2 separate regions of the Homo sapiens genome follow, and region 2 is linked to region 1. Evidence: chromatin contacts called from ENCODE Hi-C or POLR2A ChIA-PET data. All regions are on one chromosome and are shown on one strand. The core of a region is the stretch at or near the end of the contact, and the rest is flanking DNA. Distances in the headings are between cores, read along the strand shown.

Region 1 (3,627 bases), core at 1,122-3,621:
CACACGCCTGGGACTTGGGTGGTATCTCAGCAGCTCCTGGAGGTCCCAGTGGCCCTCCCTGAATGCATTTGCTGTTGTGCAGAGTTGGGTCCTTGGCCCCCTCATCTGGGCAGACGCCCACCAGCCAAGCTTAGATGGATGTGTACACCCAGAAAACTGGGGGGTGCCACCTCAGGACGGAGCAGGAGCAGCAGGATGTCATACGTTTCTGATGGGACACTACCGTGGTGGCCTTGAGCTCAGGCCCGGAGGCCAGGGCCCCTAGGGCCCTCTGCACAGTGCGGAAGTGAGGGCCACAGCCATTGTGGCCACTGAGCCTCTCCTTTTTGGGGGCTGCTCTTTAGCCTTTGATGGCTGCTAATGTTATGTGAATGATGCAACCCGCTGTAGGAATTCCTGACTGGCAAGAGTCATTCTGCCTCTGCAAGGCTAGGTGGGTCCTTCCCCATCCCCTCCAGGGCTGTGTGAACCAAAGGGTCCACGGGGACTTTCGGACTGCTCAGAGTCTGTGCAGAGTGGTATGTGTGTGCGCGTGTGTGTGGTGTGGTATGTGCAGAGTGATGTGTGCATGCATGTGTGTGTATGTGTGTGTACATGCATGTGCGTGTGTGTGTGTGTTCCAGTGAAGGGCTGGGGTCCAAATGCTCCTCACTTGCTAAGAGCAGCCTGTGATGCCACAGTGGTCTCTGATGCTGAGTGATGTCATCCCTCCTTGCCCGTCTGTTGTGCTGGCAGCCCTGTTACTGAGGATTTCTCCTGGACTAGCTCATCAGGGGCTGAGTAGTTAATTCCCAGGGCACCACAGAATCCTTTCTCCCAAGGCCCTGAGGACCACGTGCCCCTGCACTTCCCACAACCGTCCCCTGCCTGGGACTCTGTTTACATGTGGAGTTCCTGGGAAGGCCGGCCTGGTGCAGGCTCCTTGAGGGCCTAACTCCCATCCCCAAGCCCAGACAGTGACTTATGGAATTGGGGGGCAGTGGGGAGGAGGAGGGTGCAGGAAAGCGGGGGGAAGGAGGAGCCTCCAGTTGCCACTAAATGGTGACAATCCCACCCCACATTTCTTGAGTGTTGGCCATGTGCCAGCCCCTGTGCTGAATCTTGACGCTCAGTGTCTCATGTCACCTTCACAATAGTGGCGATGGTGGTTAGCCCATTCTACAGGAAGGGGAACTGAGGCACACAGAGCTTCTGAGCTCACGGTGGCCTCTCGGGGTCCTGTGGCTTTGTAACCTCTCCTGGTGCTCCTCAGTGTGATTCTGGGGCATGGGGCTCTCCAGAGGGCGTTTGTCAAACATGAGGATTTCTGGGCCTTGCCCAGGCTAAGGAGACAAAACTCTGGGCAAAGGCCCCGGAACCAGCATTTTACTCTGTGTGATCCGTCATTTCTAGGGTCCCTAGAAGTTTCTGATGAAACAGCTTCCAGCTAAGGAGCTGATTGCAGGACTAGGGAGTGGGAGCAGGTGAGGCACTGGGATTTGCATGTGGGCAGTGTGGGGGAGCAGGAGGCTGTGGCTGGGCATTCTTAACCCTTCCCTAAATTCCCTCCATCCTTGTCTATACCCCCACCCTTGGTACAGTGATGGGGGCAGAAGAACATTTGAACGGATAAGGGGGACAGTATTTGGGGCTGAGGACAATGGTGAGGAGAGGGTGGCCCAGGGAGGCAGGTGAGGAGTGGGGAGGTCCACCCCCAGGCTAGACTTTGGTGTGCTCTTTTTCAGAAGGCAGTGGGGGGGCCCCAAGGAAGGGTTTCGAGGGGGTGATGGTCGTTGGTGGCTGTGGGAGGATGGACTGGAGGGAGAATAGGGGGCTCTTGCCCAGTCCTGCAGGGCCGAGCGCCTGGACTCAGGGACTGGAGGCCCCGAAGGGAGCAGCGGGTGAGAGGGGCTGCGGAGGCTGCAATCATGGGCCTTGGGACAGAAGAAGAGGCCTGGAGCCTGGGAGGATGAACCGCACCGGGGCATGTCGACTTCAAGGGGCTGGTGGGCCGTCCCTGTCCTTGGAGGTGGGTCTGAATGGGGGGCAGGAGGAGCTGGAGGCCGCAGGGACACCGTGACGGCGTTAAGCTAAACTCAGCACGCTGGAGGGCGGGAATCACATGTGAGCCCCAGGTCTCTCGGGCTCCTCCTCTGCGGCTCTCTGAGGCTCAGTTTTCTCATCTGTAAAACGGGTTGTTGTGAGGGTTCCGTCAGATAACGCTGCTTGTGGAGGTGTCGCCTCCACGCTGCTTGTGGAGGTGTCGCCTCCAACGGCCGCGTCCTCCGCCAGTGCGGGAGGGGGCGCCGCCCGGGCTGCGGGGACTGCACTGCCCCCTGGCGGCGTTCCCGGCCGGACAGGCGGGGCGTCGGGGCGCGGGCTGGGGCCGCTGTCAGTCAGTCCACTGGCTCCCGCGCCGCGTCTGTGTCCGTCGCTCGGAGGGTGGAAGCCGGGGTCTCGCGGGCCGCGGGCCGCATGGTAGGTGCGCAGGCGCCGGCGTGGGCTAGGGCGCGGCAGCTGGGCCGGGGCTCGGTGCGGGCAGGGTCGTCCTAGGGCGGGAAGGGTCCGAGGGCTCCGTCGGGGTGCCCCCCGTCCCCGCCACCGGGGAGCCTCGCAACTTCTCGGGTCATTTGTGTCTTCCGGCCAGGGGCGCCGGGGGGCTGCGGGCTTGCGACCCTTCCTCGAGGACCAGGGCGCCTCCCTTGAACCCGGGCTGGCGCCTGCGCGTTCCCAACTGGTTCCCGAGGCTCCCGCGCTGCTGTGCAGCGGGGGTGAGGGCGGGCGGGAGGAAGGGTGTGGGGCTCAATAGAGGAGAGGGAACCCCAGAACTGGCAGTGCCAAGGGCGTCAAATATGGAGACTGAACAGTTCAGGTGACAGAAAACAGAAAAAAGAATCAACTTGTGGATGAAGCATTTGTAGTGTGTAGCCTTGACACTCCCTCACTTGACTCTCATAGTGACTGGGTCCCCAGAGCAAGGGGGTGATCCCCGTGCCCTTCCGTATGCCAGGCAGGCCCTGTGTTAATGTCTTTAATGGATTAAACTCCCTGGATCCTCCTAATAGGGAAACAGCCTCAGAGAGGTTACCTCGCTAAAGGTCACACAGCCTGGAACTGGGGAGGCTGGATTCGAATCCAGGCAGTTGCTTCCTGAGCGCTTGCTCTTGAAGACCCTGCAATACCAGGCATTGTGCCCATTTTACAGATGCCCAAACGAGTGCCTCATCTAGCATCATTGCTTGAAAGAGGAGACACCCAAGATCTGTCATTTACTCAAAGGTTCCAATAGATCATGAAATTTAAAATCAAAACCCCACGTGTTTTTTTTTTTTTAAATGTAGATTTTTACTTTTTCGTTGTTTGCTTTTTGTTTTTTTGAGACAAGGTCTTTCTCTGTTGCCCAGGCTGGAGTCCGGTGGCACAATCTCCGCTCACTGCAACCTCTGTCTCCTGGGTTCAAACAATTCTCCCGCCTCAGCCTCCCAAGTAGCTGGAATTACAGGCGTGTGCTACCACGCCCGGCTACTTTTTGTATTGTTAGTAGAGACGGGGTTTCACCATATTGGCCAGGCTGGTCTTGAACTCCTGATCTCAAGTGATCCGCCTGCCTCGACCAAAGTGTTGGGATTACAGGTGTGAGCCACTGCA
Region 2 (3,181 bases), core at 662-3,161, 110 kb before region 1:
CCACGAAGGCACCTCTTCCCAGGCACTGGCCAGGATGGTTGGGGGTGGGGGCGGCAGGGGCTGGGGGTTTGGCTCAGCCTTCCTGAGACAGGCTAGGGAGCTCAGCAAGGGCTGAGTGAGAGAGTAAGAGAGGTGGTTTCCCTCGCAGAGCATGTGCAGGGCTGGGTGGAAAGGGCACCCAGTCAGTGAAGTGGCCAAGGGCACACACGCCAGCACAGACTGCCCGGGTTCCCTGTGTGTCCTTGAACAGGATCCTCAACTTCTCCCGGCTTCCTTTTCCTACTTGGGTAAAAACCTCACAGGTTATCATGAAGATAAAATTAGAAAACCCATTTGAAATGTTTAACAACACCTGGTATCTAGTAAGTGTTTGGTTAATACAGGTAACTTCTCTAGGAACCGGGGACGTAGCAGCGAGCAAAGCCAAGTCCCTGCTCTCCTGGATCTTGCATTCTGGGGGAGGAAGTGCTAAGACACATGGATGTGTGCCACTGTCAGATGATGGTGCCACTGGGGAGAACATGAAGCAGGATGAGGGGCAGTGAGAGGCGGGGACTGATTTGGAGGGTCAGGGCAGGGGCATTTGGGCAGGGAACAGAATGAAGTGGAAATTATAGGAATTATGGTTATATGATTTTTTTTCTTTTTTTTTTTTTTTTCTGAGACATGGTCTCACCCTGTCACCCAGGCTGCAGTGCAGTGGCATGATCTCCGTTCACTGCAACCTCCACCTCCCAGGCTCAAGGGATCCTCCTATCTCAGCCTCCGGAGTTGCTGGGACTACAGGCGCAGACCACCACGCCCAGCTATTTTTTGTATTTTTTTTGTTAGAGACGGGGTTTCACCATATTGCCCAGGCTCCTCTCCAACTCCTGGACTCAAGCAATCCACCTGCCTTGGCCTCCCAAAGTGCTCGGATTACACGGGTGAGCCACTGCGCCCAGCGTGTATGATTTTTAAAAAAGAATTTTTAGGGTAAAGCAGGCCTTAATTCTCATAGATTTTGCTAACTTTGTTTATATATATAGATTGAGACAGGGTCTTGCTCTGTCACCCAGGCTGGAGTGCAGTGGTGCAATCTCAGCTCACTGCAGCAGGACGAGCCTATTTCTGTCTGTGAAGTGAGTGGGGCACATGATCCCAGGCTCAAGCGATTCTCCCACCTCAGCATCTGCAGTAGATGGGACCACAGGTGTGTGCCACCACACCTGGCTAATTTTTGTATTTTTTGTGAGATTGGGTCTCACTATGTTGCCTAGGTTGGCCTCGAACTCCTGGGCTTGAGCAAGCTTCTCGCCTCGGCCTCTGAAAGTGCTGGGATTCACAGCCCTTGGCCTACTCCCTCCCCGCCCTGGCCCCTGCCTCAAGGCATAGATTCAAGTTGCCCTGAACATGCACTCTCTTCCTGCTCACTAATCAGCCCTCTTCTTGTCTGAATTTCCACCAGACCGTGAAGGGGGACCGAGTCTTGGTGGTTCACGTGGCTGACTCTCCACAAACGGCTGTAGGACAAGCATGTTTCTGTCTGTGAAGTTAGTGGGGCGCGTGCACATGGGGTCCCTGGTTCTGAAATTTGTTAGGGTGGAGGATTTTTCTGGCCTTGGTCTTTCTTCCATTCCACTTCACAATTCCACACCACCACAGAACGAAGGTCAGGACACCGTTTACCTCCTACGTGTTCTGTCCCTCCGGAGCACACTTGTGCTCGGGGAAACTGGCTGACCGGTGGCCACGGGGTGAGGCGTGAGCAGCACGGACCAGAATAGAAGGTCTAAATTTAAACTGTGACTGGAGGCTTCAGGGAGCCAGGCCGGCCAGCAGGCTCTCCAGGCGGGTAGCTCTGCCCCGCCTGCAGCCACACCCTCCTGCGCCCTCCCAGAGTGGAAACTGTTTCATTTCTGGCTGCTGAGAACTGGTTTCCTCCCAAGGAAATTATGTCTCACCGCAGTTGTGGCAGGAGCTGCCCTCTGGAATTTCCCTGCAGCGATGAAACACCTCCTGGATGAGCTGCTGTTAGATGGGACACGCCCAGAGCCTGCTAGTGCACAACCCAGAGGGAGACACACCCACACACAGATATAAACAGAAACACTGGAACCCCTCCGCAGGATGCGGCCGCGGGGACCCTCGGGAAGCCGCTGCAGCCCCGGATCTGCTCTGTCTCCTTCCTCCTGTGCTGCAGGAGGGGGTCAGCTGCTCTTCCTGAACCTGTTTGCACCTCTACAGTCTTGAGAGAGATCTTTTAAAAATCAAAATAGAACAGAACTTCAAAGGAATAATCCTAGAAAGTTGTGATTATTTCAAAGATGTTGCTTTCACTGTTCAAAATATTTTATTTTTAAACTTGTTTTAAAAAATATTCTTTTCAGGGCTGAGCACAGTGAGTCACGCCTGTAATCCCAGTACCTTGGGTGGCCGAGGCGGGAGGATCACTGGAGGCCAGGAGTTCAAGACCAGCCTGGGGAACATAGGAAGACCCCCGTCTCTACAAAAAATAAAAAAATTAGCTTGGCGTGGTGGCACGAAGCTGTAGGTGGGAGAGTCACTAAAGTCCAGAGGTCGAGGATGCAGTGAGCTGTGATTGCACCACTGCACCCCAGCCTGGGCGACAGTGAGACCCTGTCTCGAAAAACAAAAATTCCTTTCAGAACCTGTTTTTGGAACATACAAGTTGGCCTTGCCACATTTCCAGTCTATTTCATTTTTGTCTTGAGTGATCACTACACTTGGTACCAAGACACTTTGTGCTGGTTCCAAATAACGAATTTAAAAGATTCCTGCAAGAAGAATGAGAAGGCTGCCGGGCGCGGTGGCTCACGCCTGTAATCCCAGCACTTTGGGAGGCCGAGGTGGGCAGATCACGAGGTCAGGAGATCGAGACCATCCTGGTTAACACGGTGAAACCCCGTCTCTACTAAAAATACAAAAAATTAGCCGGGCGTGGTGGCGGGCGCCTGTAGTCCCAGCTACTCAGGAGGCTGAGGCAGGAGAATGCGTGAACCCGGGAGGCGGAGCTTGCAGTTAGCCATTGCATTCCAGCCTGGGCGACAGAGAGAGACTCTGTCTCACAAAAAAAAAAAAAAAAAAAAAAAAAAAAAAAAAAAAAAAAAAAAAAAAAAATTGCCGGGGCGTGGTGGTGCATGCCTGTAATCCCAGGTACTTGGGAGGTGGGAGGCTGGGT

Evidence for each region. A loop is a pair of places that touch in the nucleus more often than their neighbours do. ChIA-PET counts read pairs that join two places held with the same protein, here RNA polymerase II (POLR2A). Pooled maps may share reads with other maps.
Region 2: a loop to region 1 is called in a pooled map, with 1.8 times the contacts of the local background. The contact joins the enhancer-like site here to the promoter of NMUR1 in region 1. A Hi-C loop is called at or near these places in 7 of 50 pooled maps. POLR2A ChIA-PET finds 5 or more read pairs at or near these places in 2 of 52 experiments (GM12878 and T-cell).

The regions. Positions count from the first base shown.
Region 1 is chr2:231,529,189-231,532,815 of GRCh38, reverse strand. It overlaps NMUR1 (neuromedin U receptor 1), which reads left to right and starts at 2,371. Exons shown (of 3, transcript NM_006056.5): 1 at 2,371-2,457. The coding sequence starts at 2,455. LOC105376787 (a long non-coding RNA gene) reads right to left here and starts at 646. Exons shown (of 4, transcript XR_001739928.2): 1 at 1-646. RefSeq lists an enhancer at 685-1,419 and a silencer at 2,114-2,543.
Region 2 is chr2:231,641,626-231,644,806 of GRCh38, reverse strand. No RefSeq gene overlaps it. Among named protein-coding and RNA genes, the nearest start is that of TEX44, 50 kb to the right of the region's middle. RefSeq lists enhancers at 1,266-1,405, 1,586-1,655, 1,696-1,755. Within about 2 kb of position 1,911, at least 32 of the 41 ENCODE cell types and tissues checked have a DNase peak (open chromatin) inside an H3K27ac peak, as active enhancers do; they include GM12878, where a contact is called at or near this core.